4 separate regions of the Homo sapiens genome follow, and all the other regions are linked to region 4. A link is a contact called in ENCODE Hi-C or POLR2A ChIA-PET data. All regions are on one chromosome and are shown on one strand. Each heading gives the region's core, a stretch centred on a gene start or an enhancer-like site at or near the end of the contact. The rest is flanking DNA. Distances are from core to core; before and after follow the strand shown. Region 1 overlaps LOC105370507 (a long non-coding RNA gene). Region 2 has its middle 45 kb from the start of CDKN3. Region 3 has its middle 83 kb from the start of CDKN3. Region 4 overlaps LOC105370504 (a long non-coding RNA gene).

Region 1 (6,068 bases), core at 3,279-5,778, 570 kb after region 4:
AAGCCTCTAAACACTTAGGTGGTCCTTGGAAACTGACCCAAACTCAGACATGCCAAGGTCTCCTCACCACTAATCCACATCCTTAGGCTCAGGCTGCCCTATAACTGGATGTACCAGAGATTTCTGCAGGACCTATTCTCCATGTTACACTTTTTCAATATGATTAGGAAGGGAAGGAAGTAGCATTTACCTTTATTCTTTCCTTTACTCATTCATCATCCAACATGTACAAGGCATGATGGAGAATACAAAGACAGGTTTACACCTTCCAGACATTGCAACCCACTGAGAAAGCTAATACAGGGACCTAAATAACTACAAAAAATGCATGTTATAGGCCTTAAGAGTAGTCCCAATCAAATGCTCAATGAGAGGAAGGCAAAGAAAGCTTCTGACTTAAGTGCCCTGAAAAGGCTTTATGGAAGAAGGGGGATTTCTGACTTAGGTTTTAGAAGACAAGCTAGATATTATCAAGAAGAGACAAGAGGAAGTGACAGCCCAGATGGAGAGAATGGTATAAGCCAAAGGTGAGAAAAGACAAGATGAAGTTAAGAAATGAAGGGGTAGCCTGGGCATGGTGGCTCACGCTTGTAATCCCAGTACTTTGAAAGGCTAAGGCGGGCAGATCACCTGAGGTCAGGAGTTCAAGACCAGCCTGGCCAATATGGCAAAACCCCGTCTCTACTAAAAGTACAAAAATTAGCCAGGCGTGGTGGCGGGCGCCTGTAATCCCAGATACTCAGGAGGCTGAGGCAGGAGAATCGCTTGAACCCAGGAGGCAGGGGTTGCAGTGAGCTGAGATTGCCCCACTGCACTCCAGCTTGGGCAACAAGAGCGAGACTCTGTCTAAAAAAAAAAAGAAAAAAAAAAGGGTAGATAGGTGTCCTTTGGCTGGAGCATAGGAAGTAGCATATGACAGGCAGCATAATTTGGAACAAAATTGTAAAAGGCCTTGAACAACATGATAAATTGCCATAATCTTACGCAGTAGTCAATGGGAGAGCCGTTGAAAAAGTTAAACAGAGAAGTGAGATGAGCCAAGCAATAATCCAGGATTGTCTGGTGGCGGTGTATAGAATGGCCTTTAATTTTGAAAGGCTGAAGGTCTGGGAATGAGTAAAGAGTCTTTTACAACAGACCAACTTAAAGCAATAAGGTCTTAAAGTGAACTAGTGGCCAAGAGAGTAGAAATGAAGAGAAGGAATAACAAACAATTTGGTAGGGAAAGAGGAAAAATGAAAAGATATCTCTCAGGTCTTGAGTCAGTGCCTGGAAAAATTTACGGTGTGAATGAAAATGTTTGGGCTCAAATTTATACAAAGATCTAGAGATTTAAAAATTTTATTTCAAGACTGTCTATGATGTTGTTCTTTTTATTTTTTATTTTTTTCAAAAAAGACCATCAATTCCCAGGATCACCCTGGACAGCTGGTTGCTCTCACCACATTCCTTCATAAGGCTGCTTTTTCCATGGTATTAGCTTGTTTTGGAATATGGACAGGAGTGTTGGAAAGAGTGAAGAGTTCTTATTATGATCAATCTAATGCCAGCCTCACTATCTTTCCTATTTGGACAGCCCCTAAGGATGCATATGGACCATCTCAATCTGCTCTCTCGTCTAGACAATCAGACATATCCTTCATGGCAAAGGCAAAGAAACACATTCTTTTGAGAGCATCAGAGACCCATGGGTCTATTGTAATGACATTCTCTATGACAGCACTAGGTAATTCTTCAATACATTTTAATTCACAGTAACCAAGGTGCCTCCAGGGACAGCAGGTCCTTCAACTCAGGCAGCAAATGGGAAATATTACATTTCCTCAATGTCAGGGCATCGATAGTAACATTCTGCATTAAGAAGCAGGTCTATGGGAAAGTTAGTGGAACCAGACTCTTTACCTGTAGTGGGCAGGGGCCAAGAGAAACAAAACTGGCATCATTTTCAGGGTTGGGAAATCTAACCTGACCACACAAATAATTAAGCTGAAAGGCCACTTCATGCTCCCCCAATAAACCCAGATGTTGCACTTCACTTTAGGTAAACGTTATTTTTAGAGACATAAGAATTCAGCATCCAAAATTTATCACCCATCTGAGTGGGAGACACAGAACACAGAACAGATTTATATGTTTAGGGGGTAGGAATGGGGTTTAAGCTCAATAAAATCTTAACTGTGCTTTACTTTTTAATTTAACTTTCAAACATTTCTTTCCTGTTTTGTGACTGAGAATCTCGTACATGTCACCCTTTCAGTGAAGTATCACAGGAAAGACATTTTTGTGGTGTTTAATGGAAATAATTTTTCTTGTGGTATTGCTCTGATACCCTGGGAAACTGGCTCCCAGAGATAAATTAGACTAAAAGCCATCTAGTGCTAATTTATTAAGCAGTCAATGGTTTAAAACAACTTTCTCTGTTTCAGCTCACTGGAGATCTGTTACCGGCTCTTGAGAAGACAGCAAAGAGCCAAAGACTGATAAATTTCATAGATTATCCTGACACAGACAAAGTGAAGTGTTGGCATAGAAGGGTTTTGTAGCTGGGAAGGGGTAGTACACACTGTGGGTATGTCTATGCATGTGTACTTTACACACCTCCAACATTCAAACTTCAGTCTTCCACACTGGACCTCCCATAATAGTAGTTGAATATGCTGAAGAAACAAAAATTCTCTCTCAGGAACAAGTCTCTATAAAGAAATATCTCCTAAATTTTCTCCTACTAGAGTGTACCACAGATCAGAAAAGTTCCATCTGTAACGGAAAATATTCATGATCTTCCCCAGGGTTCTAAAGACCTCATTTTTCTACAGATGCCCTATGACAATGGTTCTTAGCCTTGGTTTCAAATTAAAATCACCAGGGAGCTGATGTCTGGGCCCTACCCTTAGAGATTCTGATGACTTTGGTCTGAGGTATGGCCTAAACTTTGAAAGTTTTAAATCCAGGTGATTCTAATGCAGTAAAGCTCAAGAACCACAGCCCTATAAGATACTGTCAGAGATTCAGGTCTATCCCACATCCGTGACTACCAGGTGACTAAGCTGTTACTATGTATCCCTTTTTTTTTCTGAAAATTCAGATCATGGTCACTGACCAGAAACACAGGGACATCAGAAATAAAGGACCAACAGTAAAATGTTTTGCGTAGCTGCTCAACTCCAAATGCTATTCTATGTGAAGGAGACTGGATGATTGAACCTGTGGAGGAAAACGCAGCTAGAATAAAGTATTGAGAAGAGGGAAAATGACTTGCTGTTCGTTTAAATTGAATTTTTTTTCAAAGGCAATATGCCACTGACCCTCTCTTCAAAGACAGAGAAGCTCCTGAGCAGAAGGCAATACTACCTTTTATGACCAGAACTAATAATTACCCTCTACATCTTAAGATGCATAAGAATCACCTGTAGAGCTCATTAAATATGCAACTGCCTAGGTCCCACCCCGGGGAGATCCTGACTCAGTAGAGCTGGAGTGGGGCCCAGGAATCTGATGTTTTCAAAGCTCCCCAGGTGATTCTGATTGAGGTGCGCTGTGCCCCACCTTTGAGAAACACTGAGTCATTCTATCTCCAGGCAACCTCATGAATGGTTCTTTTGCACAAACTGAATTGCTCTTCTTTGGTAAAATATATTATCAAAGTCAAGGAAAAACAGGGATTGTGTCTTTAGTGAAATACACTGCAAAATATTTTTTGGAAGGCATTTAACTAAAATTTATATTGAGAAATCTTCAGTCCTTTTTGGGTATCCAAGTGCCTCAGCATTTCCTCAAATTACCTACAGAGAAGAATGAAGATGAATTTCTACCCACATACAACTCTACCCACAAATTACAGCCAATATAGTTCTTGGGAATAATGAGGGATTTTTCAAAATCAAAATCCCTTCATGCTTTGAGGGATCACAAACACTGATGAGGAAAATACAACCATGAAAACAAGCACACATGCTTTATTCAAGGAATTTGGGAAAGGGAATGGATATATTCCTCCATGCTAGAAGTTACTCCCTTTTCATGATTAATATGGAAAAGCTGTCCATATTTATGTTGATTTTTTAAGGTGACACATTTTCATTATGGCAGTTTTACCCACTTAGCATCAAAGATAATGGAAAGAAACAAAATGTCATTTCCAGTTTGGGATGGAAATGTAATAACTGGAACTTACCCAGTCTCTCCTTCCAATTCAATGTGTGTGTGTTATCAGAGTAGAGCTGTACATCTGCAAGATGCAGCTATAATTATTTGGCACAAAACTTTGGAATCCATAGCTTGTGAACCTAAAATTTACTCAGAATTTATAATTCTACTGTAAATAGGGAAATGTGTATGCGTTGAGTGTGTGTGTTTGTGTGTGTGTGTATGTGTGTGTGCGTGTGTATGTGTGTGTGTTTGAGTGTGTGTGTGTGTGTGTGTGTGTGATGGGGGCAGAGATGGATATTCCTCACTTCTTTGTGTTTTTCACTCAAAATTGCCCCGGTACTCTAAAGCTCTCCAGCCTTGAACATTGTTCCCGTGCTGTGCCCACGTTCCATTGGCACAGGCACGGAATGGTATGCTTGGAATGTCTCCACCCTCCAAAATATTTTTGGATCAAGCTTATCCCTTTTCCCTGAAAAACCTCTGTTGTACAGCATTTGCTTCACTGACTTTTATATTTTTGAATGTGGACCAAATCATGAAAACTCCAGGGCCCCAGTCAACTGTTAAAAGTTCTGTTAACCCTCTGACATCAACAGAATTCTCACTGAAGGAGAGCAAACATGGAGTTCTCTGCTTGGAGTCTAGTCTCTTGTGTCATATTTACCTGCAGGCTCATTTCTAAATGCTCTTGAATTTAGACTTCAGCTTAGAGAAGCTAATTACCATCCAATTTATGTGAAAATAAATGACTTTCTTTTGTAGTTTCCTCTAGATGGGCTTGTTTTTCCTAGTGCGAACTGACAATCTCAGTCAAAGACTGGAGCCTCAGAGGGACTTGCAGGGGAGACTGCGTTTCCTCTAAGTCAAATTAGTGGGGATGTTTTCACTTGTATCCCTATGAAGTCAGTCAATAAATAATAATGTTTATAACAGTAATAGCACTATTAAAGTGTTATTATATGTGCCAGGTACTGGGATAAAATTGTCACATACAGTATCTCATTTAATTTCCATAATAATCATAGGAGATGGCATCCCTATTTTACTTTATTATTTATTTATTTGTATTTTTGAGACAGAGTTTTGCTCTTGTTGCCCAGGCTAAAGTGCAATGGCGCGATCTCGGCTCACTACAACCTCCATCTCCCAGGTTCAAGCGATTCTCCTGCCTCAGCCTCCCAAATAGCTGGGATTACAGGCATGTGCCACCACATCCGGCTAATTTTATATTTTTAGTAGAGACAGGGTTTCACCGTTTTGGTCAGGTTGGTCTCGAACTCCTGACCTCAGGTGATTCAACCATCTTGGCCTCCCAAAATGCTGGGATTACAGGTGTGAGCCACTGCACCTGGCCAGCATCCCCATTTTAGTCATAAGAAAACTTAGATCACAAAGGTAGCATGTGGCACAGTCACAATTTTTTCAATTACCATGGGTTTATAAAAGAAAAAATGACAGTGAAAAGATTTTATGTATCCTCAAGAAAACTATGATTAAAATGAAAATTAAACTTTGTTTCTAACGTATCTGTGATAGCAACATATTTTGGGGTCACTTAAGTGGGTATAGTGAAATACTTTGGAAAAAAATTCCTTTTAAAATCTTGTTGGCATTTAAGTGACACTTTGGCAAAACACTATGAAAACATCTGGTCACATCTTCTCAACACTAATTTCTTCCCTAAATGTTGTTTTTAATATGTCACAGTTGTTAAATTTGTAACAAGTAATGCCCTTGAGACTAAACAACAGTGCCTGGTATGTGAAAAATGGACAATGCATTTACAGCAGTAAAAACCAAAAGGAAATTTTAAATAAACATTTAATTGAGTACAAATAGCCTGAAAGTTATTTTGGTGGAACTTGCCCAATCTGTGTGCTGACATTAGCAGCAGGATGTTCTAAATAAACTCTGTTAAA
Region 2 (6,891 bases), core at 8-2,507, 810 kb after region 4:
CTGGAGTGACAATGGCAATGCTGTCATTATTAAGTCAAGAGCGCCCTCTACAGTTATGAGTCTAGATTACAGCTTACTATTAGCCTCGAACAATGTCTACTTTTGTGAAAAATTACCATCCCCTCAGCTCATGCCATCCATGATAAGCTAGTCCCACCAACTCTTTCCTGAAAACTGAAGGAAAATATTCAAAGGAAGTGACATTGGCAGCTTTCTTGGATGACTGAAATGTCAACACAAATGTGTCGGCTCTTTGGAGTAACAGTCTCCATAGGCCAAAAGGAGGATGGTCGGGTGTATGTGTGTGTGTACAATATACATCTATCTACTCACTGCTAATCAATATTTGATCTCATTATGTAACTGGAAAAAGAGAACATGTGTTTGATCACTTTGTGATTATCAAAATACTTGATATCAAGTCGGTGAAAAGTACTTCAAAAATGTAGAAGTTTATTATCTTGCCATAAAATAATAGAACAAAGAGGCAAGGGACTGGCTTCCATTGGCCCAGTGACAGCAGCAGGAGGCTAGGAGAAGCTCAACCAACAGCTGAGCAGTAGTATGGACGGGTTGAAAAAGCAATTGATATTTGGGAGGAAGGCTTTGACCAAAAAAGTGGGGAGATGGATGGAACCATGAAAATCGCATGAAAAAGTGCGAGAAGCTTTTTTAAAAATTCCCCAGGAGAGGGATTTTAAAAAGAATACCCAGAGAGAGGCGCCTGTGAGCAGCTGGAGAGGACAGGGAGGACTATTTGTCTAGGAAATTAGAGCTGTTAGGCAGAGCTGAACTGCCTAGAGAATGGGAAATCATAATTTGTGAAACGCTTTTATTGCACCCCGCCATGGTGGATTCCTTGTCCCAAATATTCTTACGCAAAATTTATTCGGGAAGGAGAAAGAAAGGGCATGCGAGTTCAGAACCTGTCTCACGCCTCTAAAACTTCCAGGCCACCTTCAGTACAAAGAATGGGGGGAATGTCCGGGCGAGCCACGGGAGGCGTTGGGGAGAGGGGAAAACGGATTCCTTCCTGCCGTTCTGCTTCCACTGATTAATACAGCCATTAAAAAATGAAATCTGTTCCTTAGACAAAATATGGTGAAACATTCCTGCGCGCTCCATCCTTGAAACAGATTTCAGTATTGGCCTGTCTTCTCAGTGTTTGTTTTGGTTCCTTCAGCCCACGCTGGAGTCCATGGGTTTTTTCCTTCACTCATCATCTCGCCTCCTGCTGCTTCAGCCGAGAATGAAGTAATAATTCAGCAAGCTGTTCAGGACTTCCCATCAGCCCAACTGCACCGCGCCGTGTTTTGAGGGCTCAGGCATCCTTGAACTCCACGGCAGAGCAAGCCGCGGGAAGGAACTCACTCATGTTGGCTCCCTTGCCTCAATTAAGGCAGTTTAGGAAGCAAAGTGAGAGAAGCACTTTAAAAAGCACAAGAATATCTCCTCGTGGGTCCTCACTTGCATGTTCTTACGAAGCCGGATTGTTCGTAGCCTACTCTGCAATTTCAGAGTGGTGAGTGGCTCCAAAGCAGCTTACAAGGAAACATAACTGTCACAGAGGCTAAGAGATTGCTTAAAAATAAATTACTGATTCTCTTTTCCTGAGAGCAACCTGCTGTGACCTTTGGAAGGCTTCTTTTGGGTCTTCAATTTTGCATCTGCCTGAGCTAAAAGGGATTGCCAGAGTCCCACTGTTTGGTTTATGACCCAGCTCATCCCTGTCCCTTGGAGGACGTGAGGACATGAGCCTGGCATTAGTGCACACTGTAAATGTGTTTGTGCCCAGAACTCTCTAGAATAGAAAGGTTTCCAAGTACTTCACTATAATGACTTAGTCACAAATGAATTTTAATATGCTAGAAGAACATGAGTATTTTGGATGAAAAGCCAATCTTTTCGTCCCCCCTTTTAAAATAGAAAGAAGCATAGCATCTGAGCTCTGTGGAAGGGACCATCCAAAACTAATGAAATACCATCTTAACGTAAGCACCTAAAGCAAGCATGTGTGCGCCATGGGGGCCTCAGTCCTGGTGGTTTCCTGGAGAAGATTTCACATGAGAGAGAAAAAGCTTCTCTGTTCCCTGATGCAGTGTGGATATTTTTAAATGGACTTTATGCGTTTTTTGTTTATTTGGTTTGGTGCTGAAAAATTAGACAAGGCACTCAGCTCTCTTCACATGACTAAAGTTTGAACTTGTGCATAATGAGTGCAAAATAGTGTCTGAAAATAGCAAAGAACAGAAGAGTAAGATGATCAGCGGGAAGGGAGGCAGCACGTCATAGGGAAGGCAGCCAGTACTCTGAAAAGCAATCCAACAAATAATTAACTGGTTGAAAGCCAAGAGGACAGTATGATAACAGACACTGATAGACACTAATTATAAGTGCAGTACTGTGAAACATGAAGAAATGATATGGTTAACAATCCTAAAAATGTTACAATGGGCAATGTAAGATGAGCAAGGAAGCTACAAGGAACACTCTATCGTGTTATATTTTGGCTGCTAATTTCTAGCAATAACACATTTATAATGATATGCTATTAACAAATTGACCAATACATCTTTTTTTTTTTTTTTTTTTTTTGGAGACAGGGTCTCGCTCTGTCGTCCAGGCTGGAGTGCAGTGGCACAATTTTGGCTCACTGCAAGCTCCGCCTCCCGGGTTCACGCCATTCTCCTGCCTCAGCCTCCCGTGTAGCTGGGACTACAGGTGCCTGCCACCACGCCCAGCTAAATTTTTGTATTTTCAGTAGAGACACCGTTTCACCGTGTTAGCCAGGATGGTCTTGATCTCCTGACCCCGTGATCCACCCACCTTGGCCTCCCAAAGTGCTAGGATTACAGGCGTGAGCCACTGTGCCCGGCCGACCAATACATCTTTTGAACCACTGAAAAGGTTGGCTGAACAGAAAAGTATTTTTGCATGTAATATATATGGAAAGGAAAGAGAGAGTGTCAGATTATAGGAAGAGTTACACTGAGTCAAGCCCATCAAGGTACAAGGTTGAAGGTAAGATCCCAGGTGAAAGCCAGGCACGGTGGCTCATGCTTGTAATCCCAGCACTTTGGGAGGCTGAGACAGGATCACTTGAGCCCAGCAGTTCAAAACCAGCCTGGGCAACCTAGTGAGACCTTGTCTCTACAAAAACTAAACAAAATTAGCCAGCAATGGTAGCTCTCACCTGTGGTCCTAGCTACTCAGGAGGCTGAAGTGGGAGGATCACTTCAGCCGGGCAGGTCAAGGCTGCAGTGAGCTGTGATCATGTCACTGTACTCTGTCTCAAAAAAAAAAAATAAAAGTGTTCCTACTTCTCCACATCCTCTCCAGCACCTGTTGTTTCCTGACTTTTTAATGATTGCCATTCTAACTGGTGTGAGATGGTATCTCATTGTGGTTTTGATTTGCATTTCTCTGATGGCCAGTGATGATGAGCATTTTTTCATGTGTTTTTTGGCTGCATAACTGTCTTCTTTTGAGAAGTGTCTGTTCATGTCCTTTGCCCACTTTTTGATGGGGTTTGTTTTTTTCTTGTAAATTTGTTTGAGTTCATTGTAGATTCTGGATATTAGCCCTTTGTCAGATGAGTAGGTTGCAAAAATTTTCTCCCATTTTGTGGGTTGCCTGTTCACTCTGATGGTAGTTTCTTTTGCTGTGCAGAAGCTCTTTAGTTCAATTAGATCCCATTTGTCAATTTTGGCTTTTGTTGCCATTGCTTTTGGTGTTTTAGACATGAAGTCCTTGCCTGTGCCTATGTCCTGAATGGTAATGCCTAGGTTTTCTTCTAGGGTTTTTATGATTTTAGGTCTAACGTTTAAGTCTTTAATCCATCTTGAATTGATTTTTGTATAAGGTGTAAGGAAGGGATACAGTTTCAGCTTTCTACATATGGCTAGCCAGCTTTCCTAGCACCATTTATTAAATAGGGAATCCTTTCCCCATTGCTTGTTTTTCTCAGCTTTGTCAAAGATCAGACAGTTGTAGACACGCGGCATTATTTCTGAGGGCTCTGTTCTGTCCCGTTGATCTATATCTCTGTTTTGGTACCAGTACCATGCTGTTTTGGTTACTGTACACATGGACACAGGAGGGGGAACATCACACTCCGGGGACTGTTGTGGGGTGGGGGGAGAGGGGAGGGATAGCATTGGGAGATACATCTAATGCTAGATCACGAGTTAGTGGGTGCAGCGCACCAGCATGTCAATGTATACATATGTAACTAACCTGTACATTGTGCACATGTACCCTAAAACTTAAAGTATAATAAAAAAAAATTAATAAAAGATCCCAGGTTACTCCCCAGATGCAAAGACCCTATAAAGCCTTCCTAAAATAACCAGTCTTATCATCTCAATTGGCTGATGCTTAACGTGCAGTCAACAATTTTTTTTTTTTTTTTTTTTTTTTTTAAGAGACTGAGTCTCGCTTTGTTGCCAGGCTGGAGTGCAGTGGCATGATCTCGGCTCACTGCAACCTCCACCTCCCAGGTTCAATTGATTCTCCTGCCTCAGCCTCCCAAGTAGCTGGGACTACAGGTGCGTGCCACCATGCCTGGCTAATTTTTCTATTTTTAGTAGCAACGGGGTTTCACCATGTTAGCCAGGATGGGCTCCATCTCCTGACCTCATGATCTGCCTGCCTCAGCCTCCCAAAGTGCTGGGATTACAGGCATGAGCCACCGCGCCTGGCCGCAGTCAACACTTATTTCATCTTTAGCTTTATTGGCAACATTAGGGACTGTCAAAAGTTTGAATATGTCTTAAATTGAAAGCTCCAAAGGGCAGGAAGTCTGACTTCCTGGTTCACTTGTCAATACCACAGAACTACCATAGGTAAGTTTTTCCAACAATGTATTTTCTGTCACTTTTTGTTTTTCAGTTTGTTTGTTCGTGGTATGTAGGTATGCATTTTGCAGACAATGAGAGCAAACATTTACTGAATGCTTGCTGTGTGCCAGGCACCATCCTAAATTCTGTGCACACATTACCTTATTTAACCCTCACAGTAACCTTCATGGGGAGGTACTATGACCACCTCCCTCTTTGCCAGCTGAAACGACTGAGGCACACAGAGGCTAGTAAGTCTGCCACTCCTCATCTCTATCAAGTTCCAATTCCAACTGCTGGCAGAAATTACACTCCTAGCTAACTCCAGGTACGTTAGCAGTTTCAAATTTAAAAACAGTTCAGCATTTCCTCCTCCTCCTCCTCTTCTCAAGGTCGTTTCTAAGCTCTTGGGGACTTGTGTAGCACTGTGACACCCGGAAAAGGCATCTCCTCCCTTGTGGCCATCATCTGCCTTACACTGGCAACTGCTGAGATGTTCTGCTCAGTTTGGTCCTCAGATCTGATGACCCTCCAGAGCCAGCATGTGCTGGGGGAGCTGAATTCCTATCTCGTCTCCAGCCACAAAGTGAGCACTCAAAATGCTGGTCTTTCTACCAAGGGACACCTTCAGGCCCACCTGCCCTCACGCTTCCTCTTGGCTAATTCGCAAGCCCTTCTTGAGTGATATGAAACTGTGCTCTTCCAAGGGCAGGAAACCAGGTAGGTTGTTGGCTGTGTTGATACCTACGCTCCTTGTCTTTACTTGTATGAGGCATCCCACCAGTGTGGGAGGGAAGCCCCAGAGCATGGCATGCTGTCCCAGAACTCATCCTGGACATCATCTCAAGCTCCCTCTGCCCTTGTGTGCCCATGTGGATCTCAATGTCCCAGTGTTACACAGTTTGTTACCTCTTGGCTTTCAGCCAAAGCACCACAATGTAGCAGTCTCTTTGTGAGGTATCACCCAGAGTTCTTTGTCTCACAACCAAGAAAATTAAGGAGTGTGGACACAAAGGGCGAGGTTGGAGTGCAAGTTTAATAAGTGAAAGAAGAGAGGGCCCAAAAGAGGTGTTGCCATGGAAAGAGGGCCCAAAAGAGGAGTTGCCGTTTTTACAGTTGAATCCAAAAGCTTTTATGAGAAACTCTCCTCATCTCTGCAGCTGTTTGTGTAACTTCCCTTATCTGTGGAGCTGTCTGTGTAACTCTCCTAATCTTTGCAGCTGTGGGCATGTCTTTTTAGGAAAGCACAAAGTGCAGCTTCTCTTGTTTGTGCAACTGTGGGTATGTTTGGGTAAGGCCCCACCCCCTCCCCATGCAAGTTCCCATGGAGCCTCCCATGTACATACCTGAAAAGGGGAAGAAACTTTTTCCTGGGAGCCTGCTGATTACACCAAGAACAAAGGCTGCTGTGTTGGGTCTTGCTTTCTTATCTGTGCAGCTGCAGCCTGAGTTTTCCCCAGGCTGCTGTTTGTGCCTATAGCTTTGATTTTTCAGGCTGTTTCTCTGTTTGAAGGAGTTTTACCAAGGACCCATCTTTAGCTGTCTGCCCAACTCATTTTTCCTTTTCTCCCTCACCAGCACACTGCTCCTTCCCCAGCGCTGCTCTCTAGGATGGGTGTGAGTAGCAGAAGGTTCTGCTTTCTCAGAGATCACTTACTCCTGCCTCTATCTCACCTCTCCAGCCCACAGTTTTCTTCTTCTCTTCTGTGTCTTATGGGGGAAAAATAATCCCGACTCCTAAAGTGTTCTTCACAAATCTTGCTTATACCCATGAAATGGCTTTGGAATTTAAAATGAAGATTCAGAAGTTGTGTTCACCGATTTCACACCAAAGATCTTTCCTTAAAGTGATGGTGACTAACATTGAGTGTTCAGGCTTAGGGCAAGGCGTCAATGTAAAAATGAGTAAATTTGATAAAGCATAGAGCAGGAGGGTACACATAAGTTATAAGTCCACAATATCATGCCACCACAAAACCATGAGAAAAAAAAGTTTAGTAAATGATAGGGAAGGTATCCACACACTCTAAAAGCACAGATCAAAACATCTCAT
Region 3 (6,398 bases), core at 712-3,211, 770 kb after region 4:
CTTCCTGAAAGAGTCTTGGCAGACCCGTGAGTAGGTGTGTACTTGTTAGCGGTACCCTTTAATTGCCCTTTTATGTACCCCAACAAGATGAGGCACTTCCTGTCTTGCCACAAGCCATGCCCCCAGGTCAAACATCTCCCCTCACATTTTGTTCATCAAAGACCAAGAGAAAATGATCATGCAGCATTCACATGGAGATGACATCAAAGATCCAACTGAACTGAACCTGATGAAGGCCTCCCAGGGGCTGTGGAACAGAGGAGGAGCTCCTTACAAGGAGGCCCCCCTCACAGTACATCTGGGCTGCTCTCCACTGCCAGGGAGGACACCCGCATGCATGCACATGTGGATTTGAGCCAGATGGCGCACAGGAGGTTTGAGGCTTCCCTCCTAAATGTCTGCCACAATGGTTTAGATAAGGAAAATCCCTGATAATAGAAATGTCCCTAGGAGACCTTTTTAAATTCCGTGGCATCCTTACCTAATAGCTTCTATGATCCTTTCCTTTTTTTAAAAAAAAAAAAGAAGGATTTATTATCATGATACAAAATTTATTCTCAATCTAATTTATTTCCCATCATCTGGGGCAAGAATGCAGCTGGGTGTCAGGATTGTCTAGAACTGTGCTGTAGCACCCATTCTTTACTTATTCAGCAAATATTTATTGAGTGCCTACTTTGGGCCAGACGTAAGAAAATGCTGAGTATTACTTAACTCTTTCACTGGTGGAAAAATCACAATGCAGGCTTCCATTCCAGGCTGCAATCTATGAGGATAAGGGTGCAAAGACATTATTACGTTCTTTTTTCATTTGAAGCTCCACATATAGATACAAAAGAACACAAATTGTAGGCATGCACCTCAATAAATTTTCCAGCCATACACTCCCATGCAACCAACACCCAGATCAAGCAGCAGCACATTACGTCGGGTGCAGTGGCTTACAACTGTAATCCCAGCACTTTTGGAGGCCGAGGTGGGCAGATCACTTGAGGTCAGGAGTTCGAGACCAAGCCTGGCCAACATGGTAAAACCCCATCTCTACTAAAAATACAAAAATTAGCTGAGTGTGGTAGTGCATGCCTATAATCCCAGCTACTTGGGAGGCTGAGGCAGGAGAATCACTTGAACCCAGGAGGTTGAGGCTACAGTGAACTGAGATGTCACCACTGCACTCCAGCCTGGGCAACAGAGTGAGATTCTGCCTCAAAAAAAAGCAGCAGCAGCACCTCACACCACCACCAGCACCCCCACCCGCAGAAACCTCGTTTGGATGTCCCTTCAGTCACTATCCCCCACCAAAAGCAGCTGCTATCCTGACTTCTAACATCATAGGTAAGTTTTATCTATTTTCAAACATTGTATACATGGAATCACTGTATGTACTCTTGCACATCTGGCTTCCTGTACTATTACTGTATTACTATTACTGTATTACTATTACTGTATTCCTGATATTACTGATATTACTTCCTGTAATATTTTGTTTGTGAGATGCAACCATGTTGTTTCATGTAGTTACGGTTTGCTTATTCTCGTTGCTGCATAACGTTCTGTTGTGTGATTATAACACAATGTATTTATCCATCCTGCTGTTGATGAGCATTTGAGTAGTGTTCGGTGTGGGGCTATTACACATACTGCTACTTTGGACATTCTCTTATAAGTCTTCTGGTGAACCCATACATGCATTTCTCTTGGTTATATACCTAGAAGGGGTCATATGCTCTCTTAAATAATAAAGATTTGAAAAAGCGTGGAGAAGTACATGATAAATCTGATTCTTGCTGCTGTGGTACCTATGCCTCCACCTTGATCCAACCAATTTCTTCTCATTTCTTTCTTTCTAATTCAATCCCATTATCTGATGCTGGTACACGGAACAAGTCTGGGTGGTGACTTCTGTTCTAGTGGGGAAACTCACTGAAGACTCAAGCTGTGGCCAAGGAAGCTGAGCTGGCCAGCAGCAGGCAACCTTGGAATGTAACCACAACATGCCCCTAGGGCAAAGCTGACAGGTCTGCACAGGAAATTGAGAAAGCATTCAGTGGGAGGCTTCTGAAATCACTGCCACTGCTTTGTGCTAGCTCTGAGTTTCTGACTTGCTCTGGAAAGGCTTCCAGTTCCTTGCTGTAAGCCCCGGTGACCAGCCCCAGGCATCCTATGCATACCACTGCTGCTTGGATGGGCAGAATACACCCGATGCCAAGGGGACCTAACACTGACTTGGCCTATTCCAAAGGGTAAGACCACCCTGGGCCACTCTGCCAGTATCCAGGATGGCTCCCCACATGCCCCACCCCAGCAACACCCAGTAAGTTTGGGTGTGTTGCCTCCTATAAAGAACTGGAAAGAACTTCCACTAACTGAGATCTTCCAAAGTGCTAGACAGTGGACTAGATTCTTTTGCTTATATGACCTCATCAAATATTCATATCCTTACCCTCCACCTGCATGTAGTAGGTATGATTGTTTTACAGATGAGGAAACTGATATGGTTTGGCTGTGCCTCCACCCAAATCTCATTTTAAATTGTAGCTCCCATAATTCCCATGTGTTTCCCCATACTGTTCTTGTGGTAGTGAATAAGTCTCATGAGAGCTGATGTTTTTATAAAGGGTTTCCCCTTTCACTTGGCTCTCATTCTTTCTTGCCAGCCGCCATGTAAGGTATGCCTTTCACCTTCTGCCACGATTGTGAGGCCTCCCCAGCCACATGGAGCTCTGAGTCCATTAAACTTATTTTTCTTCATAAACTACCCAGTCTTGTGTATGTCTTTATCAGCAGCATGAAAAGGGACTAATACAGCAACCAAGACTGCTAGAAGTTATTCACTTGCCCAATATCATAAAGCTTATACATAGTAGAGCAAGGAATTGAACCTAAATCTAAACCCAGCTGTTTTTTCCAGTACAATTGGAATCTCAATATAAGCCTAAACAAAATGTAATCTGAAAATCAGCAAGACTAGTTAGTGGAAAGAATATGGAAATAAGAAGTGGGAAATTAGGGTATTGTTCCATTCCAGTTTACCACCACCTAACTGGATGATCCAGAGAAGGGCCACTCAACTTTCAGGGTAATCAGGTCTTTAGCTGGAAATAAAAAGGTGCATATTACCCACAAACCATACATGCATAATGAAAGGACCATGTCTTTTTTCCCTGACCATAGTGTCTCCAGCACCCACCATAGTATTATGGCCCCTGGTAGGCACTGCATAAGTGATGAACGGATGCATAGGAATGCACGTCAGACTCACCTGCTAGCTTTTTCAAAATGCACATCCCAAGGCCAGCCCCATAAATCCTGGCAAGTACGACACAATCCTATACATTTTTTTAAAAAAAGAAGAAACCTATCTAGGCAGTTCTGATTCAGACCCACAGTATGAAGTCACAGCTCTAAAATTCTATTATCCTATTAAATCAGCTGTATAAATAATCTACTGCTGAGCTCAACATAAATTTATTTATTCAATTTTACATAGTTCCCTCTTAATTAGGACAAATAGGTAATGTGTGCTATAGATTTTTTCAAATCACTGAGAAGTTTCTCTCATTTCTTTCTTTTTCTTCAGCTAATGTGTCCCCTTTTGTTCTCTTTGACTGCTGTATTCTTCTCCCAGTTGCTTTTAAGAGTCTATTTTTTTAATTGCACCAGTTAGATTGAGACATCAAATCTATAGGGACATGTAATATGCAAATACATTAGAAACTAAATTATTGAATTAAATAATGTCTTATTTTGACTGAATTCTTGTGTGCTGGTTCCCAAGTGTTTTCTTTTGTCTTCTTCTAAAATTCAATGGGAAGGACTAACTGAAAAGTTTGTCTTTTTCAACCCTGAGTAGTTATTTCCTATAAAAAAAAAAAAAAAGAAAGGAAACCTAAATTGAATCGACATCTCAAATAAGTCAAGTGACCCAGTAGCCTACAAATAAACATTGCTGGCCTGTTTTTGTCTTAGGAGGGGCAAAGCTAGCTAATACTAGTTTTCTTCTGTATTTTCTCAGTATAGATGTTACCCTAAGAACTGTACGCCAGACTGCAATGAAATCAAACTTACTCTAGTGACTTCTTTAAACACGTGCTGATGCTTTTTCAGAGCTGCAGCTTAAGAACCTTCCCGCTTCTGCTCACCTGAGAAACACTGGCTGCCCCTGTTACAGGGAGGCTTGCAACCCTGCAGCCTTGCTCTCAATGTTTCCTGCACACCCATGTTCAAGTGCCCTAATCAAGAAGTCCAGGCCAATAGCAGGCTATTCAGTGATCTCCCTTGTCCCCTCCAGTCCCTGCCACAAGGTCCTCTGCAGCTTTTCCACTTGCGTGTTGCTTAAACAAGTGAAGAGGGCAAGAGAAAGAAAGAGTTTGCTGGCTTCCTTGCCAACCAGGCCCTCCCTTCTAAGACCACACGGCCCCAGTTTCTCTGTTTCCTCTTATGTTTAATTTTCTTTGGCCCAGGCTTTCCTCAATGGTTTTCTTTTCGCATTTTATCACCATAAATTAATTAAAATGTTTCTGGCACTGAGTTCACATCTGATCATCTTGGCAGGATCCCCTTACACAGATGGCGAGTAGATAAAGGGCAATCCAAGCATCCAAGAACAAGAACAGCCCACATAGGGAGCCGGGCGAGAGACTTCCAGAGGAGCAGAGGCTGATTTCAAGAATAGCCACTAGACTAAATGCAATGGTTGGATTGCGTGCTCGGGGGTGGGGAGGAAGGAAAAGACTCTCTTGGAACTTTTTGTATTCCTCCACTGTTTCCCCAAACCCCGCAAAAGAGAGCTTGTTAGCAATTAGGAGAAGAACGAGAAGAAGCTGCTCTACCTCTACTCCCTCTTTACCCTTCAAATTCGGGAAGTTCGGGCAGGCTACACAGGTGTTGGAAGATGGAGGAGGCAAAATGTGGCTGGTAGGAATGGGAAGAAGCAATGATCGATATTGACTGAGAACCTGGTATGGGGTAGACACTATGCTACACCCTAGGAATATAATAAAGAGCAAGGCAGACATGGTCCTTGCCCTCATGGGGTGTCTAATCCAGCAACAGAGACAGATATTAAATACCAAATATCTTGAAGTGGAAAAAAAGAGACCATACACTGAGAATGTGAAATACAGTCTTGTCACTAATGAGAAGGGCACTGCAGAGACAGACAAGAGTACTCACCGCCCAGAGACTGGGACCACCACACCCCAGAGGCTGGCTGCCTCGAAATTACTCCAAAGAGCCCTGAGCACCACTTAGAGAAAGGCTTTGGGGTCCAGACACTCAGGTGCAAAAGAGGAGACCTTGTGATACTCAGTAAAGGAAGGGAAGCAGACCCATGGTCGTACACAAGTAAACTTCCAGAAGGCTATTTGCAAGGAGAGCTAAAAACCTATTGAAACTTTAACTTTTCCCAAAACTACTGACATATAATACTGTCTTATTATAGAGGGCTGCTCTCTTCATCAGAATTAGTAAGCAAAATAAACAGTATGTGAAAAGCACCATGAACAAAATGAACAAGACGCTGTGCTGAAGAATAAGGGAGGTTGTGATCACTTTAGGTAGGGCAATCCAGAGAGATCTCCCTGAGTGATGACATTTAAACTGAAAGATGGAAGGATCCCAGGACCTCACATTTAAAATGTACCATCAGAACGAATGCAATTCAACCAGCCGAAATCAGCCACAGGCCACGAGCAAAGCCCCGCTCTGGGAGTCCAGGGAGAATAAACAAAAACACTGAGTTGCTGTCCCCCCAGAGCTTATGGTCTCCTGGAGCCGTGGAGGCCTGGAAGCCTGGGATCTGGTCACAGTTTCTGGTGGCCTGATGATGTGTTCACTGAAAATCAGTGAGGTCTGTCGTTTCCTGGAGCAAAGCGTGAACATCTTTCCAGCTGATGCCACCCTCCATCAGGGAGGAAGGAAATGCAGTTCACACCATTTGCTTCTATCTTTGGTCTCCATACGTGCCAAGCCTAGCAGTGAACAACTGCTCTCCTGAGACCTTTTTGTAAGGGGAAGAAAACCTCCCCGGAGGCCTCGTGGTCCCTGTCTGCCTTCACTTCTGTCATTCCTTCCCTCTCAGCATCACTGGGTCACTTTTGCATTTACACACATGCATCATGCCATCTCGGCATGTCCCTGTGCATCTCCTGTCATTTTGTGCCCAGGTTTTGTGTCCAGGCTCCACTCTGCCTGGATTCTAAGCAGCTCTGACAAGACTGTAAGCCGCTTCAGAATGAGAATTGAGTTGTGTACTTACTTTTTTTCTTGGCATTTAGTAGGTGCTTGATTAACACAATGAATTGAATTTAAAAGTTACCATGAATATGTAACTCATTTCCAAATTGTTAAAGCATCAAAAACTTTTTTACCATCCCTGAATTTTATCTTACAGATTT
Region 4 (6,244 bases), core at 2,297-4,796:
CATACTTCTCAGATTATCTCCCAGACAGAGTGGGGAGCTTTCCATGTGTCTACTATAAAGCAATGATGGGAACAAGGCTTTCTGGGGGCAAGGCCTTCAGAAACAGACCTTGGACATATATGGGCTTTTCCATTGAGGACTTCTAGCACCCCATTTAGCTCAGTCAGACTTAGATCTTTTCTGTTGCAACAACAGCCCCAAGTTAGTTCCAGCCCGTGTCTTCTGAAGTGCTTCTGAACCCTACAATCTTGTCTTTATTTAAAATTATATTTTGCTCAACCTGGGGTTTTATACATTAAATTTTCCTTTGAAGTACGGTATTGAAATATTATTTGATTACTGAGTTTTTTGGTGCCCTCTTAAGTTTTGTGCCTGAAGTCCATGCCTCATTGGCTTTGCACCTGGGCAGCCCCCTCTTCTTCCTGCTGTGGCTCACTCCATCTGAGGCATACCAGTGTGCAGAATGGGAGGAGCATGGCAGTTGAGAAACTCTGCTCAAGCCTACTTCTGAGTTTGGTTCAACCAGGCTTTCTCTGCTTGGGGACCAGATGGCCTGTACCCAGTGTGTCTACTCACGTGCCCCTTCTCCCATATGTCTCAGTTAGTGCTGAGGCCATGGAGTTTGCAATTTTTCTTTGGTCAGGAGGTTGTCTGTACAGTGCAGAATAAGAATAGAATAAAGGCACCTGTTTCTGGGGCATAGCCTTTTCCCATCGAAATGATTACTTTAATCTCATACAGATTGGAAACAAGGAACATTTCATCCACTCTATTATTCATCCCAATGAACCAAAGGAATGGGAAAAAAATTGTTCTAGGTCACACAGAGTCTTGTCAAGATTGGCTTTAAATTCGAGGACTTTCTAGTCACAGTTGATGGCTTAATTGTAAAAGACACTGCCAGCAATGACTGAAGAGTGCCAGATCCTAGGTTCTGTGTCTTCTTAGGTGCACTGTGTCATTTAATCCTTACAACAATCTGAGGTCAGAACTATTATTATCCCTATTTTACAGATTAGAAAACTGGAGTTTACAGAATTTAAATAACTTCCCCAACATTACCCACCTAGGTAATAGTGGAATCCAGAACTTTCTCACTCAAAGCTCTGGTTCTTATTCATTGTTCTGCCCACCTCCTGTCATGTAATCCAAACATTGGGAAAAAAGGCAGTTTCCCCTCTTTTGTGGGGAATGCTGGTCACAGTGTTTTCCATATTAAGACACTGAATAAATTCTATAATTCTTTCATTAAAGTTTTGATTTCTACGGTTTTTTCCCCAGATTTTAAAGAAAAAATCCTCAGTGTCTAAATTAAAGCAAAGCCAAGTTCTTTTCCTTTCCCATGTCCCAGCTTTCACAATGCTTTTCTTCTAGAGTTCAGAAGCCAAGGGTCATCTAAGCAGCTGCCCCTATCTGGTTTCTGCAAGTCTAGATGGAATAAGACAGATAGCAATTTATTGTACATTTTTTGGGATGGGTGGAGAGATAGGAAGCTCTAAAGAATTCACATTCATCTGGCAACAACAAGAATGCTTGTCTGCTATCCTTAAGATCCAGGGTTTAGACCTACAAAGCATTCTTTGATAGCTCCTGCTCTGAATGCAGTGTGGACCCTGCGAGGAATTCCTAGCAGCTCTGCTCTGGTCATTTCCTTCTGGGAAGGCTTTTCACCTGGCCTCCAAAGCTCCACTGAGACCTGTCCCTAGATTATCTCTCCAATTAAGGCCCAAGTTAATAGACTTCCCTTATTTCTTAGACATCTGGTTTAGAGCTTGGTGCCTTGGGAATCGCCAAGTTCTGCCCTCATGTGGACATCCCAACCTTGTGAAATTCAAATGTGGAGGAGTTCTTTCACTAACAAGGCAGCTTAATGGGCCTGGGATTAAAAGCACAGCGGCCTGTGTCCAGGACTAGTTATATAAGAGAACCTCCAAGAGAGGACATGTTTTCTCCAAATAAATAAGGCAAAGAGGCTACACTCACTAGTGCCACAGCTGGGGAGCAACTGTGAGCAATGAATTTCTCATGCTAACAAATCCAAGCTCTTTGGAAAACAGATGCTGAGCGCTGGGACTGGCACTGGATCTCCCCTGGCAGGAACTGCAAAGATTCAGAGATGGAAGGGTATCTAGAAATCATTTGTTCATAAACACAGCTGAGGGACCGCAACCTGCTTTTATGCCCTGCCTGGGCTGCCCTGGTGGATCTCTTCCATGCAGTGTTTCTATGAGGAAGAAGGCAGACATGCAAGCTTTCTGCAGCCCACGCTGTACAGAAATAATTAAACAGTTTTTCTTAACCTCTTGAACTTTTCATTTATTATTGCCATCCATTATGTCTACCTTCTCAAATCGCAGAATCCCAAAACTGAGCTCTGGGGTCAAGGGTTTATTGTTTAATGGAGATAGAACATTTTGTAAATTGCACAAAGTCACAATGTTTATAATAGAAGCTTCTGGTGTACTGAATCTTTTCCATTTAACAAACAGTGAGCTTTGACATGTGTTCTTCCTACATAGCAAGAAATCTGGGGTAAGTGCAGTACTGGCATGAATGCATTACCAAATCCTTCCTGTAAACCAAGTGACATCTGCAGTCAAATAAAAACATTCCTTCCACCAAATACCAGGAAATTCTAAAAGTATCACTATTCTTCTAAGGTCATGCTAAAATGAAGTTTTGGCTTTTAGAACACAGAGTAAGGATGAAGAAGGCCAACATTTTTGTCCAATACACATTTGTTGCTACAAGTCCTTGGGGACAACCTCCTGTTTCAAATATGAACATGTGTATGGAGAATTATTCCTAGGATTTAACCTTCAAATGAAAAGTGTAAATATTTTAAGAAAATGTATTAATGTTAAAAAATATTTCTGTTGTCTTTGTTTTTGCTAGAATTTGTACTTTCCAGTCAGGAACGGATTTGCTTGAAACAAAGCAAACATCCTCAAAAATGTACCCAGCCAAAATAACCAATGTATAAATACTTAGGATTAACAAAATATGAATATTCTTCAGTAAAGAAACTTGACCAAGAATTGGAAGTCCTTGGGAAATAACAGAAAAAAAAGTCTTAAACCTAAATTTTTAACCCTTTGTGTTGGAGCTCTAATCAATATATTTAAAGGAAATAAATGTTTGTGCAACATATTCTCCTGCGTTTTTTGGGGGGGACTTAATATAAATTAATGCTAATATAAAACCTTTTGGACTATAAGTGTAGTTACTGAAAACCAATGTAAAAAGTGACATTCCATGAGTGATTACCATAACTATTTTCTTAAGTCTTCACAATTGTCTCACAGCACCGGATATATTTTTGGCTATTTTTTATGAGGTAAAAACACCTATAATACATACATTTTACATTTGTAATGGTTCAGGCAGCTTTCTCTGCAAAATTCTCCATTCCTGAACTTCCCTGGCAATGCTCACTTAATTTTTTTCTCACTGTCTAAGTTTCTAAAAGAATTGTGTAGTATTTAGTGTTTGCCTCAATGGACTCTTGCTTACTGTGGGCCAAGCAAGACCTCGCAGGATTCAGGCTCACCATTGCAAATTGGCCAGCAGGTGTCACTGTGGGTTTGGGTGGTAACCCAACTGACTACAGAAAAGAATGACTGATGAAGGGGAGTAATAAGAAAAGGAGAGAAAGGGAAATACAAAAGCAGGTTCTTAGAGGAAGAGAAAAGTGAATTAAAGATCGCTGATGTTTCCATAGACCTTTTCTCTAGGATTTCAGTGTTCTTTTGTACCACCTCCCTGGTTCTTGTTAGCCCAGATAGGAATTCACTTGCATAAGATCTGTTGATTCTGAGTTAGTCACTAAGGATAACTTCACTAAATAAAATAGCAACAGAGATGAGCAAAGTTGGGAAGAGCTGGATTCCTGCAGCCTGTTCCCGACTACTCAGGCCTTGCCTCTGGGCTTCGTTGCTGTACGTTTTTTTGAACCATAGGCCCCTTTGTTTAACCTCAGAAATGTACAAAGTCTCTCAGCTTTTAAATAGGTCATAGACTTGTGGCCCAGAATAAGATTTTGGCTATCCCTAACCGTTCAGTAGTAAAATAAATCCTACTGTTTCATTACTTAAAGGGGCATCTTGGCCTGGAAAGTTGGTCCTTGTATCTCTCAAAGATTTGGATTGCTCATTTTCAACAAAGCTAGCCTGTTCAAGTCACATCTCTTTCTGAGTGCATGGAATTTCTTAATAAATAAAATTTCAATTTGTAAAATTAACACATATTTCTTGAACACCTGTCAACTTTTAAGAATAGCTGGCCATAAAAACTCTCTGTACAACGAGGAATTCACAGATGGCCTAATTTGAATAACAGGCTATAAATTGATTTCTTTTTTGGCTTGATATGTGAAAACAGCATCCATATTGTTGGTGCAGAGAGCAGGCAGTTTGTTAAAAAAAAAAAAAAAAGGATGCATGACTTGACTTCTCCAAATAAGGCATAACGTGTGTGAAATATCTTAATTGTAGTCAAGTTCTGAAGAAAACAAAGCAGAAAAAGGCTTTAAAGAAAAACAGTAAGTTTTCTACCTTCTGGAGAACCTTTGTGCCACTGTAACAATTTTATTTTTTATTTTTATTTTATTTTATTTTTGAGATGGAGTCTTGCTCTGTCACCCAGGCTGGAGTGCAGTGGCACCATCTCAGTTCACTTCAGCCTCCGCTTCCCCGGCTCAAGTGATTCTCCTGCCTCAGTCTCCTGAGTAGCTGGGATTACAGGCGTGCACCACCATGCCTAGCTAATTTTTGTATTTTTAGTAGAGATGGGGTTTCACCATGTTGGCCAGGATGCACTGTAACACCTTAATGTCTTCTCTGTTCCATCTCACATCATGGACTACCATCACATGATGATGTCATGATACCTCATGGCTGGAGACTGGACCCAGGAGGGTTAGAAACAAAAGCAATTCCTCTGTTATGAACATCCTGCAGTTTATATCTGATTTTAATTTCCTTACCTTTAAGTGTACATACATTAAGTTTCTTAATGATCCTTCTTCTAGTGCTGATTCTAAAGATTAAAACTATAATGTTAAGAAAAAAGAAAAGAGGATAAATTTGCAGGTTCAAAAACATTTAGAAAACTTAACTACAAAGTATGAACACTTAGTTGCCATCTAGCTTAGTCATCTATTCACAGAGATTAATAATTCTGGAGGAGGCTGGTTTGGTTCCACAGAAGATGATACAAGAGATGGCTTATAACTCTTCGTGAAAGTTCTTCAGGAAATCCATGCATTCATATATATGCCCCCTTCCCAATTCTCATTTGTGTATAAGGATAGGTCATTAATGTAACATTGTTTTCTCTGGTGCTCAAAGATTAAGGTTCACTTTTGCTTAGGATTTCTGGCAGAACATGTAGGAATCATAGCAACAGGCACTACAAGCACAAGCAGCTGATGGGTGTGGAGTGGGAGAAGAGAAAGAGGGAAGAGGGGTGTTAAGGTATAAAAATATTTATCCAGGGTAACAGAGTATCAACAGAATTCCTTTCAATTAGATGTATACATCTGTGAGGAGTGGACTCCTTGGCCATTGGTTTATCCTTTGGAATAATGCCCCACCATTTCCATGACAACTTATTAGACAGTTAAAAAATAATAGTGAGCACAATTCTTTCTGAGCCACTATGCCCTTTGTCTACTATGACTGTTATTGCATCTGTAATCACATAATATGACTGGGTATCTTGTGTAGGTGTAAGTTATCTTGTGCACACATACTTCTGTGTCTGCTAAACTCCCCTCTCAACACACAAAAAGCCTAGTTTCTCTAGGATAGGAGTTGCATGTTATACATCTCAAATCCCTGAAAACTTCTGCCTTGGTGCAAAGCATTTGGTGGGAATTCAATGAATCTTTGTTGAATGAATGAAAATTATAAAGGATACTTTTGTTTGGCAAATGTTGGTATTGCTAGATTACTTTTATGTAGTCCATATAAATAATTCACTTCTTGTGGTTCCATATCCTGATGTGAAAATTATGCATTTACTGTGCTTTCATAGATATTAATGGGGGCTATTAAAATCTAGAGATTATTTCTTGGTTGGTGGTCTTAGGCCTGGCATTGAATGAAAAAGACTTGAAATAAATTTTAATTTGTAAAAAGAATAAGTCTCTATGTATTGCTTTGTTAAAGTTTAGCAGTTTGCGCACATGATTTTTTGTATTTATTTCACAAAGAACAACAAAAAGACACTAATTTTCCTTAAT

The links. A loop is a pair of places that touch in the nucleus more often than their neighbours do. ChIA-PET counts read pairs that join two places held with the same protein, here RNA polymerase II (POLR2A). Pooled maps may share reads with other maps.
Region 1: a loop to region 4 is called in a map of endothelial cell of umbilical vein, with 8 times the contacts of the local background. The contact joins two enhancer-like sites. A Hi-C loop is called at or near these places in 2 of 168 maps with a recorded cell type or tissue (PC-9 and endothelial cell of umbilical vein) and 4 of 50 pooled maps. POLR2A ChIA-PET finds 5 or more read pairs at or near these places in 1 of 52 experiments (PC-3).
Region 2: a loop to region 4 is called in a map of heart right ventricle, with 8 times the contacts of the local background. The contact joins two enhancer-like sites. A Hi-C loop is called at or near these places in 62 of 168 maps with a recorded cell type or tissue (CD14-positive monocyte, CD8-positive, alpha-beta T cell, Caco-2 and 36 more), 34 of 37 single-sample maps with no recorded cell type and 47 of 50 pooled maps. POLR2A ChIA-PET finds 5 or more read pairs at or near these places in 1 of 52 experiments (HEK293).
Region 3: a pooled map shows a loop between it and region 4 (2.2-fold over the local background). The contact joins two enhancer-like sites. A Hi-C loop is called at or near these places in 21 of 168 maps with a recorded cell type or tissue (A673, Calu3, GM12878 and 13 more), 26 of 37 single-sample maps with no recorded cell type and 32 of 50 pooled maps. POLR2A ChIA-PET finds 5 or more read pairs at or near these places in 2 of 52 experiments (HepG2 and SK-N-SH).

The regions. Positions count from the first base shown.
Region 1 is chr14:54,102,608-54,108,675 of GRCh38, forward strand. The region is part of intron 4 of LOC105370507 (a long non-coding RNA gene); the gene reads right to left. Among named protein-coding and RNA genes, the nearest start is that of BMP4, 150 kb to the left of the region's middle. Within about 2 kb of position 4,529, at least 8 of the 41 ENCODE cell types and tissues checked have a DNase peak (open chromatin) inside an H3K27ac peak, as active enhancers do.
Region 2 is chr14:54,348,150-54,355,040 of GRCh38, forward strand. No RefSeq gene overlaps it. Among named protein-coding and RNA genes, the nearest start is that of CDKN3, 45 kb to the right of the region's middle. Within about 2 kb of position 1,258, at least 12 of the 41 ENCODE cell types and tissues checked have a DNase peak (open chromatin) inside an H3K27ac peak, as active enhancers do; they include heart right ventricle, where a contact is called at or near this core.
Region 3 is chr14:54,310,335-54,316,732 of GRCh38, forward strand. No RefSeq gene overlaps it. Among named protein-coding and RNA genes, the nearest start is that of CDKN3, 83 kb to the right of the region's middle. Within about 2 kb of position 1,962, at least 3 of the 41 ENCODE cell types and tissues checked have a DNase peak (open chromatin) inside an H3K27ac peak, as active enhancers do.
Region 4 is chr14:53,536,110-53,542,353 of GRCh38, forward strand. The region is part of intron 2 of LOC105370504 (a long non-coding RNA gene); the gene reads left to right. Among named protein-coding and RNA genes, the nearest start is that of LINC02331, 310 kb to the right of the region's middle. Within about 2 kb of position 3,547, at least 3 of the 41 ENCODE cell types and tissues checked have a DNase peak (open chromatin) inside an H3K27ac peak, as active enhancers do; they include heart right ventricle, where a contact is called at or near this core.